2 separate regions of the Homo sapiens genome follow, and region 1 is linked to region 2. A link is a contact called in ENCODE Hi-C or POLR2A ChIA-PET data. All regions are on one chromosome and are shown on one strand. The core of a region is the stretch at or near the end of the contact, and the rest is flanking DNA. Distances in the headings are between cores, read along the strand shown. Region 1 has its middle 180 kb from the start of RAD51B-AS1. Region 2 overlaps RAD51B (RAD51 paralog B).

What was found. Hi-C counts contacts between places; a loop is a spot of excess contacts on that map. ChIA-PET counts read pairs that join two places held with the same protein, here RNA polymerase II (POLR2A). Pooled maps may share reads with other maps.
Region 1: a pooled map shows a loop between it and region 2 (2.6-fold over the local background). The contact joins two enhancer-like sites. A Hi-C loop is called at or near these places in 5 of 168 maps with a recorded cell type or tissue (Calu3, GM12878, PC-9 and 2 more), 18 of 37 single-sample maps with no recorded cell type and 10 of 50 pooled maps. POLR2A ChIA-PET finds 5 or more read pairs at or near these places in 3 of 52 experiments (CD4-positive, alpha-beta T cell, CD4-positive, alpha-beta memory T cell and activated B cell).

The regions. Positions count from the first base shown.
Region 1 is chr14:68,502,491-68,508,185 of GRCh38, forward strand. It overlaps a transcript of RAD51B not described here. Among named protein-coding and RNA genes, the nearest start is that of RAD51B-AS1, 180 kb to the right of the region's middle. RefSeq lists enhancers at 2,908-3,471, 3,440-3,499, 3,472-4,035, 4,036-4,599. Within about 2 kb of position 4,406, at least 20 of the 41 ENCODE cell types and tissues checked have a DNase peak (open chromatin) inside an H3K27ac peak, as active enhancers do; they include GM12878, where a contact is called at or near this core.
Region 2 is chr14:68,229,777-68,234,706 of GRCh38, forward strand. The region is part of intron 7 of RAD51B (RAD51 paralog B); the gene reads left to right. Among named protein-coding and RNA genes, the nearest start is that of RAD51B, 410 kb to the left of the region's middle. RefSeq lists enhancers at 2,371-3,570, 2,837-3,206. Within about 2 kb of position 2,940, at least 22 of the 41 ENCODE cell types and tissues checked have a DNase peak (open chromatin) inside an H3K27ac peak, as active enhancers do; they include GM12878, where a contact is called at or near this core.

The DNA.
Region 1 (5,695 bases), core at 3,156-5,655, 270 kb after region 2:
CAAGCACTGCTGGGAGAGGGAAAAATAAACCCCTCAATAGTCCTGAAAAGAAAAGGGAGGGAATCAAAGCACACAAAAAATGCAAAGACCACCCACCTGATGAGTGCCTACCTTTCGGAAACAAATAACTCCTGGCTTCCAAGGCGCACTTCTAAAAGAACAGACGGACTGAACACTGCCTCAAAGCTGCATGCACCAGGGGATTTGTGGGAAGCTGTGGCCCCTTCTAAGCATCGGAAGCTTAATTTAAAGTGTGTTGGCCTCTGCGGTGCCTATTCAAGGGCTCCCTTGCATCCGCTGTCCTCCCTGGGAACCTGGGAGACAAGAATCCTCATTTAGAAAAGGACAGGATCCTGTGTGGACTCCTTTATCGTGGTTCTCTCAGACAGGACAGCCATATCTGCCAGGGAACATTCTAGGGGGCATCTTTCAGGCTAGATCCAGGGTGATGTGGGCCCCTGCGAGGGCATCTTGGAAGGCTGTGTTGGTTCTGCCTGGACTGGTCCCTCTGGGACAGCCTCAGCCTACCCTGCCTGGCCTCACCCCTCCTCCCTCTGACCTGAAGCTCCTTTGGAGGACTGACACTTCATGGAGCCTGCAGTTTGATCTTTTCTGAAGTGGAGACAACAAAGCAAAGCCACTTCCACTGTGTGCTCTCTCAAAAGAATAGGAAAGCTCTTCTCTCCTCCTTGGGAATGGATTTGGAGGGAGGGTGGAGGGCGTAATGATGGGGAGGCCTTGGAGGTATTTTGGTGGAGGAGGGTGTGTGTGGAGGAAATGAGCCGCCCAGGAGCATGGGAGAAATTGACATGAGAACATTTCAGAAGCACTGGTTTAACCGGCTGACATTCTTTCCAAAATGGATGGACAAGCCTTTAGGAGTAGACAGAGGGCCTCAGGGAGGAGAAACAGCTGAGGAGGAGGCATCTCCCTTCCCCCTCCTCCAGAGGCTGATGCTACAGAGAAGGCGGCAAGGCCTCACTGAGCGCCTACCCACCACTCACTAGATTTCTATCTTTTTATTACCTTACCCTGGGAGATGAATGGGGTTATCTCCATTTTCCAGGTGACAAACAGAGATTCAGAGAGGTGACGAGAGGCTCTCCAAGGACCCATATGGAAGTGTCAGCTGGAATTCAACCCTCAGGCAGCCTGGCTCCAAAGTTCACAACCTTTCCTACTTGTTTCAGCCCTGCCCTGCCTTTCAGGGCTAAGAAGATGTTAGTAGATGTTCCATAAATATTTATTAAATTGAACTGAACTCAGCAGCTGAACACACGCAGGCCTCTTCCACCCTGACCAAGAGGAATCCTTTGAGGGTCTGCAGTATGGAAAGAAATTCTCTGAGGCGCTAAATAAAATCCTGCTCTGAGGTGCAAGGAGGACTTTTTTGAAATTAATAGCTAACAAAGTTTATGCAGACCCCAAAAGGAAAAACAGAAAGGAATTGGAATCATTTTAAAAACAGAGTCGGTAGATAATAAAACTTCACGGTGGTGGTGTTGTCTTTCATCAAGAAGCACGAAGTGCTCACAGGCTTTAATTACATCTTCATCCCTACGGCCCCTTCTGAAGTCGGTAGATGCACGTTAATAGTACCTTTCGTTTTAGGCATGGACACATTCCGGTACCAGAAGCTTTAGCAATTCTCCCCAAGGCAAGCAGAGTACAGAGCTGGATCGGGGCGCAATGACTCTCCAGGCCAGCATCCCATGCTACCTCCAGTTGTATTTCCTGACTCCGCAGCTGAAACCAAGGACTTCATTGACATATTTAGGGGTAGGGGGATCTGAAGGTCTAGGAAAGAAGGTGGGCAAAACCAAGGAATCAGGCCTCCACTTTGGCCTGCACACCATATAAATCCCCTCTTTGTTCACCCATATGCACATTCTTTAATTTAGGCATGGTTTCCATTTGTGTACATCAATGAGTTTGCTCAGTCACAAGGGTGCCGAAGCCTGAGCTGGACCACTCACTTTAGGTAATGCCACAGCAGACAATCAGTGCCTCTGATCATGAAGACTGGAGAAATGTGTCTGGGCTGGGCCCATGCATGATGCTTGGGAGGGAAACTCTCCCAGTGGACTCTGCGACTGGGATGTGGAAGCTCAGACAGCTAGAGATGGGAAAGGAAACTTAAATTGCAAAGGAGTAATCCTTTTTTTTTCTTTCTTTTTTTTTTTTTTTTTTTTTTTTTGCTAGTTCATTTTCAATCATTCATTTCCTGGCTTAAAAAATAATTAATAGTAATAATCGCATATGGCTTTTTAATGGCTCTCCATTGCCAAATACTATTTAAGCACAAATTTCTTCACTAGACACTGGAGCCCAATCTACACACTTGATGGTGTGGCTCCATCTGGGACCCCAGTCTCATTTCTTGTTCTTAATTTCTGTACAGTTATTCCTAATTTGTGAACTGCAGACCTGCAAGAGGCCAGGGCGTTTCAGCAAGGGGTCCATAACTCTTAGTGCCACACCAAACATGGGCAGCAGCTGAAATCCATAGTATGTAAAACTCAGGCGAATTTGAAAGGCCGTTAAATTCCTAGCAGCTCTTTGTCATTACGTGTTTTCTTGGGTACGAAGTTTGACAATTGTTACAAGAAGGGGCCTGCATTGTGATAACAGTTTTCAACCTGGGATCCAAGGAACCCCACGGAGATTCCCTGAAGTATAGATGGAGGGAGCACGAGGATGGAGCAGGAGCAGATGGGGACACCCCATGCCCGCACACACACAGCTAATTCATCCCTGTAACCAGAGAGACTGTTTTGATCAGTTTTGTACACTGGGCTTTCTAGTAAGATTTTATTTGAAGAAAGGACTCTGCCACAGAGGTGAGTGGGGTAGTTTGCAAGCAATGGCTGCAGACAAAGTACATGTATTTCTAGCCAGTCCCTTGCCACAGTTCAGTGGGGCACAGTGAGAAATCTGTCAGCTGCCCGCTCTGTCCAGATCCACACAGTAAGAACTCTGGGTTTGTTAGTGTCTTAGATGCATTAAGTCCCATCTGGCTCTTAGAAATAACAAATGAACTTGTAGATTAGCCAATCTTTTTTTTTTTTTTTTTTTTTTGAGACGGAGTCTCGCTCCGTTGCCCAGGCTGGAGGGCAGTGGCATGATCTCGGCTCACTGCAACCTCTACCTCTCTGGTTCAAGCAATTCCCCTGCCTCAGCCTCCCGAGTAGCTGGGATTACAGGCATGCACCACCATGCCTGGCCAACTTTTTTGTATTTTTAATAGAGATGGGGTTTCACCATGTTGGCCAGACTGGTCTCGAACTCCCAACCTCAGGAAATCCGCCCGCCTCGGCCTCCCAAAGTGTTGGGATTACAGGCGTGAGCGACCGCGCCCAGCCAGATTAGCCAATCTTATTGTCAGTGCAAAGACAGTATCCACTTTGCATATGTACTGCTGAGGGAATCATTAGAACATTCACTGCTGCTGAGGGTCAGGTGGGGAATTCTTTATATACCAGCTTTTCTTGTGGGCCAAAATCCCTAGAGGGATAGTGGCCACTTGGGGTCCATTTTTATCTCCTTCAGTTTCTACCCAAATGTGTCTTTGCTTATGTGGCTGGGGCCTGCCACTCAGGCTTTCAGGACACAGTGTGCCCCCAGGCAGCCTGGGCCTAGAACAGTTGTAGTAATAAGAGGTGACAAAGCAGGACCTTGAGACAGAACTTCCAGAAATTCTTTAGCTGAGCCTCCGTCCTCCCAGCCAGGTTTCAGACAGGATGACACATAAAGAAATCTCTGAACAATCCAGAGCAGTGCACATTAGCGAGTGAAGCTCAGGCAGGAAATGGGAAGGAATGCCTTTGTCTCTGCTTTCCACCCTGCCACCCATAGCTCATTCTCAAAAGCCACCTCCCCAACACTCAGGCTCGGGGTAAATGCTACAAAACGTGGTGGAAACCTCTCACGACCTCCTCTCTGTTGCATGAACGCCTGTTAGAGGCGAAGGAAAACAATGGCAAACAGACCCAGGCCTGTCACAGCTGTACTGGGGCCAGCTGGAATGTGGCTGTGCGTGCGCGTGCATGTGTGCGTGCACGCCGGTGCACACGTGGGAATATAAACATCCTTGGCTCCCCAGCTCCTGTGTGCTGGATCGTGCTGAGTGGGCGCAAAGTTCTGCATGTGTCCGAGGCAGGGAGGGGCAGCACCAGCACACCTAGGCGCTCTCATTTATACATTGAAAGGCGGGTGGGGGGGACAAAGGAGAAGGTTTGGGAATGGCTGGCTGTGTGCCCGTGTATGTATGGGCACATCTCATTGTTGATATGTCTTGGGGGAAATTGAGGGAAATTTTGTGCTTGGGTATGTGTGCACACATGGTAGGCGCCCACACTCAAGTGTGCAGAGGGGGAAGCTGAAAGAAAGTTTCGAGATTCTGTGAACATTCTCAGTTAGAAAAAAATCTGGCAACTCCCCATACCACAGGTGGGTACACATTCAATGCTTGTGAAGTTCATTTCCTGTACTAGTTACCAGCCCTTGTTTATACAGGACACAAGATGTGCTTGGTAGCAAAAGCTCTAGGTCTCCGGGGTGAGTTGAGGGAGAGTGTGTATGTGGAGGGGGTGGGGAGGGAGTGTGGGCATCACCGCACAGGTGCTCTTGAAGTACACATGAAATCAATTTTCAATATTAATCCATAATTCCACTCATATATGTTCAGAGGGGAGAGAAAGTAGAGCTCTAATTTTAGAATGACCCCCTCCTTCATTGCTCCAGTGCTGTTTTAGCACCCAATCTGCTCGGGCCAGTGGCAGCTCGGGTGTCCTCGTGTGTGTTTATGGGTTTGAAACGCATCTGGCTTGTTCTTCTTTGAGCTTTACTTTGTGAGCCCAGCCCCAGGAAGTGTTTATGAGCTTTTTCACTTTGCTTTATTCTGGCTCAGCTTTGTTTGGTAGCACAGAAGGGTAGAGTTTGACATAAATACTCTGTTCTTTGTGTGAGGGCTTCAGATTGCAGAGGGTCCTAGGACTGGCATTCCATAGGAAAGTTGAGGAGTTTGACCCAACCCCATGATCACACACCTGTAAGCGAACATTCTGCACACCTCAATATGAGAAGAAACTGCACTCTCTAAACAAACTCCTGGGCACGTGACCTCCTCAGAGTCTACTTGCCAGTTTGTTCATCCAGATGGTGACCAGCTCACAATAGACACTCAGTGACTGCTAATTAACCATGGAATATTCCATTCCACTGCATTACCAAAGTGCCAGCATCACTCCTCAGCATAGCTCAGGACCTTGTCCAATCAGCTGTCTTGAACACCCACTTTGATCCACGGTTCACGTTCATGTTATAGTCATGAGCCCCTGCTCCTCCGCCAGTCTAGACTCAAGGAAGCAGTGGCACAAATCTCCTGGCTGTTGGGTTCCATGGAGCAGAGAGCCTGAACCCACCCGGAAACCAAGTCTAGACAAAACAGAGCTTTGAGGTTTACACCCACAACCTTTGTACCGTCGGAAGCAGAGGGTGCCAGGGGATCCACTACACGCTCCCTGGGAAGCAGAAGCCAGAGGTGTCGTGCTATTTCTCCATCTGGCCAAGGGTTTAACCCTGCTGAAGACTATTTCTGAGGGGAGTCTCCATGATGAGGGGACCCAAAGATGCTGATGGGGTCATTTCCCAGGCTCTGTTCTGGTCCAGTGCAGGGCTCCAGTTGTTGATGGTG
Region 2 (4,930 bases), core at 1,690-4,189:
TCCTGGCTCTAGTTTGGGATTCGTCATGTCTTTTTAGTTAGGCAAGCCTTCAATTTAGGGGACAGGATCAGAGCTGTGTCATAGATCTCTTATATCTTTGTGCCCTATCTTGCCCTCAAGACTGCCTCATCTCTTTGATTAGTTCCTGATGCTGTCATGGGCTAGGCCACCTTCCTCATTTCCTACTAAAATTTTCACTTTAACTAGGTTGAAGCAACTCATATCATTTCTAGCATGTCACTGAATTCTATCCCTGCTCTTCAGAATCAGTTACACTTTTTCAACTAGGTATCCAGCACTGAGAAGGCACAGAGGAGACCAGGCCTGTAGCCAGTTGAGAGGTTACAAAAAGCATCAAATTGTAGGACAGTCTTATACAGGTGACTTTCTCATTCAGTGTAATGTGGATTATATAAGTTGAGGCTTTTTGATTGCAAGCAATATAAATTACTTTGGCTAACTGAAAGGAAAAAAGAGTAATTTTTGAAGGTATAGAGAGTGTGTCATAGAATTGAAGGAAAAGTAGAACAGATTTTCAGAGTAGGACATCTGTGGGAGTAGAGGAAACAGAAACTAATGGTCACGTCAAGGCACCACCACTGGAATGAGTTCACTCCAGACATTTTCTGTTAAACATCTTTATTGTTTGACTAGTCATTCAGATTCCCAGCAGAGAATCTGACTGGCTTTGATTATAAGCCTACCTCTTAGCCAGGGAAGGCCCTGTACCTTAGATGACAGTCCTACCAGCACTGCCCATAATAAAGGTCAGGGGTGGTTACCCAAAGCCAAGCACTTTTGGTGTTCCTACCAAAAAAAGGACATTCAAAGGCAACAGATGTCTACTACAAAATCTGTTCTATGGGATCTACAGTGAGGGAATAGATTCAGCCTTACAGCTAAAGAAACGGATTGCTATGCAGAGATTTCTGCTTCTTAGGAGTTGCCAAAAAGACCCTTATCCGGCTTAGGAGTTCTTGGCTGTGATTTTAGTGTTCTTTTGTTTCCCAAGTATTTTTAAAATGTAAATCAGTAACTAGCAAGAGGCATCTTTGGTCATTGTAGTTGCTTGGAGTAGAATAAATTTAAAAAATTCTTTGATGTGAGAAAAATTACTATCATCATTATCACACATGGAAGGTCAACATTAGGGCCAGTCATTGGAGTTAAACTGTCAGAAGAACATCCCAGTTACTTTCTCACTTTTGAGTTGTGTAGACTGACAGGATTTGAGTCTTTGAGGGCTTTGACTAGGGTAACTGACCTCAAAACAAATAGCTAGAGGGATATTTCTACTTCTATCCGCTGAGGGATTTGTAGCAAGAAGCCATATTGTGGATGGTATATTTTAATAACAAAGGGGATTTTAAAAGGAGGATGACACATTGATTTGGAATGTTTTCTCAACTGTATTTACTTATTCTTAAATATTTTCCTTCATGCTTTCTTTCTCAAGTGGATGACCAGCTGGTTGCCACCTTTTTCTTCTCTCTTTGCCTCTGTTCCTAATTTCTTTCTTATCCTTAACCACTCCACTTTCCTTCCTCCAATCTTGTTTTCTCTCTAAATCTTTCCTCCAACCTTATTGAATCTCTCCCCTTCTTTTTGTTATCTGGTCATTTGATCTATAATTTCGATTCCTTTTCCTGAAATTCCCTCCTTTTTCCTTTTCCCCTAAACCATCATTCTAGTCCTCCCCACACCCAAGCTTCTTATCTCTTTGCTGTTAATCTCCAATGTGTTTATTGACTTGTGTGCCAAAAGGCAAAATCCCCAGCCCCCTCCCAACCATGCCAGTGCATTGAAAAGCAGCAGCTGTCATTGCTCAACAAGTTCCTTGTGATCTACAAATCAATGGATAAGAATTCTCACAGTGAAGGTTTACATGTATATATTTGTATGTATATATGAGACATGTGACCATGTTTAATGAATGGAGAAGGACTTGGATCTTTTCTAGTAGAGAAGAGAAGCAGAAAGCTTTGCCTAACCCTATTTCTTTACTAAGGTAATGAAAAAATTATACAGGGAAAATAAATGATGTTAATGAGAGAAACAGGGACAGGAGACCAATAAACAATCATCAGGCATGAGAATATCTTGCTGAACTTATTATTGATAGTAGACACAGGAATGTAATATAAATGCAGTGATGGAACAGAAAGCAGACTCAGGAAAGAAAGAGATGATAATAAATAGTAATAAAATCCAAGTGATTCATATGCTCAAGTGAAAGAAAGAAGAAAGAGGGCAGTGTACACAAAGTAAAAGGGCAAGAAAATGGAAGTAGAGTCATCACTCGTAGAGATAAATAGTTGGGAAATATGAGAAGCCTTCCTGACATCAGTAAAATATTACATGTTAAACAGCAAACAAAAGACAACAACAGTGTCTGTAGTACTTTTGGAATATAAAAGTTAGATAATACTAGAGTAGTATCTTCAAAATAAGCAACTTCAGAAATCAAGTCCCCAGTAAAGGGAATTGGAAGAATTTGAATAGATGAAATAAGGAGCAGTGGCAAGTGATACAAACCTTAAGCAGGAAAAGTGATTTTAAATGGTACTGGCAGGTTAACAACTGGCAAAAAGAAAAAAAAAGAAAAGAAAAGCAAGATGGTGCTATATCCCCCAGGTGCTGGGAAACCAACCTGGCCTAAAAAAGGAGCAGACCCACCTAACTTTTTGCCAAGCACTGTGCTAGGTGCATTGCATACACTTTTAATTTAAGCCTCGCTGTACATAAAAGTGAAGCCAAGGTCTGAGAATGATATCCATTGGGAGGAAAAAACAGGAAAATTTTCTGAGCCAGTTCCAAAGTCATAAGGCTCAGGGGGAATAACTTTGACTTTGTCAAGTCAGAGTGAACAGCCAGAGTCAGCAGACATAGGATATTGTCAGAGGTAAATCACCAGCTTGGTCTGGTCTGTCTTATTGCAAGGTCAGAGGACCATAGCAAGCCAGCCAAATGTTTTCAACCATGGAAATCCCCTAACTTTCCAACTGCTGCAGTCCCACAGCTCTGAGCTTTTACTCACAGGATGGCTCCCTTCCAGCTTTCAAATCTCTCCAAGTTGATTAATCATTTTCTTGTTCTGACTCATTCAGGCCTCTAGAAAAATAGCTGTAGGTACTGGAAGGGCTATGTAGATCAAGGAGGTCAGATAAATTGGCTTGATGTTGGTCTATAGAAAAATCTAGAAGATATTGCCAAAAGCTTTTAAGCATACCGTCTTCAGATGCTGGGATGTGGGCTATATCCACAGGCCATTGGCTCATTCATGTGTTTGAAGCAGAATATTTTTGTGTGCATTAGGAGACTTGGGTATGTTCATTTCTTAATGTAATGTTAGATATTGTAAGCTGGTTGTTTAGACAGTAGAATTTCATTGTGACCACTTATTTTTATATCTATTTAGATGGAGTACAGGCCAGATTATAACCCCCTAACAAGAACAGCAACAGTAAACACACAGATAGTGCTTATTATTAGTTAAGCATGGTACTAATATTTTCCCTAAGAGGCCACATTCACAGGACTGAAATGTCAGTTCTGGTTGTCTGAGCCAAGGGCATATATGCTGATTACATTATTTTGTCTGGCTAATACACTTTATCATGAAGCTTATTTTAGAAGAAATGTTCATTTTTAGATTTCTGTTTGTATATTTAGGTCATACTATAAGGTCCATTCTCTTGCTTTTATAATAATTTAGTCTTCTGCTTTATTCATTCAATTCATGAACATTCATTAAGTACCTGAGTATGCTAGTCATTGGAGATGCAGTTGTAACTAAGGCATCACCCCAGACCTGAAGTTTTATGTTGTGTTTTGTGCTTAGTGATTGGCATAAGTAAAATACTTGAGGAAACACAGAAGCAGCAGCAAATATTTCTGCAAAGGAGAAGAGAAAATATTTGAGTTGAAGCTTCAAGAATATATCAACATTTTCCAGTTTGACAAGGGTGGGAGGAGCCCCATCAATACAGGGAACAGCATGTGGAAATGCAAAGAGGTGTGAAAGAGCATAGTATATTCAGGGTGAAAAAATACATTTTTTATGAATTGTAGTAGAAAATGAGCCGAAATAGGTTAAGTTGAGGTAAGATTGTGATGGGTCTTACAGCATACTAAGGCATTATCCTGTAAGTAATAGAAGGGCTTATGGAGGTTTTAAAGAAAGAGAGTAACTTCATTTGATTTCTTTTTTCAGGAAGAGAATTCTGATGATAGTGTAGGGTGGAAAAAAGGGGTAACAAAGGAACCAGTGGGAAAGCTGCTGTATAGTCTGGAAGTGGTAGCAGTAAGAGGAGAGGTGAAGGGACAGATTTGAGATGCATATCAGAAGTCAAATGAGCAGACTACTGTGACTGGTTGGATACAGGGGTGGGTGTTTGAGTGGGACCTCCAGTTAGGAACTCAGATGTCTGGATGGGTCATGCTGCCTTCAACAAGAAATTCAGAGGAAAAGCAGCCTTGGGGAATGATGAGGTCATTTTGTAACATGTTGAGTTTAAATTAAGGCACTAATGAGAAGAGACATTCAGGTGGAGAAGTCCAATGGACGACAATAGTATGGGTCAAGAAAGAAAGCTGAGAAGTATCTGAATTACAATTATGCATCACTTAATGATAGGAATGTGTTCTGAGAAATGAGTTATTAGGTGATTTCAACATTATGCAAACATCATCGAGTGCACTTACAAAAACCTAGATGGTATAGCCTGCTATACACCTTGGCTGGATGGTACAGCCTGTTATTCCTGGGCAGCAAACCTGTAGAGCATGTTATTGTACTGAATACTATAGGCAATTGGAACACAATGGCAAGTGTTTGTGTATCTAAACATAGAAATTAAACAGTAAATATATGGTATAAGAGATCAAAAATGGTATATCTATGAGGGTACTTACCATGAATGGAGCTTGC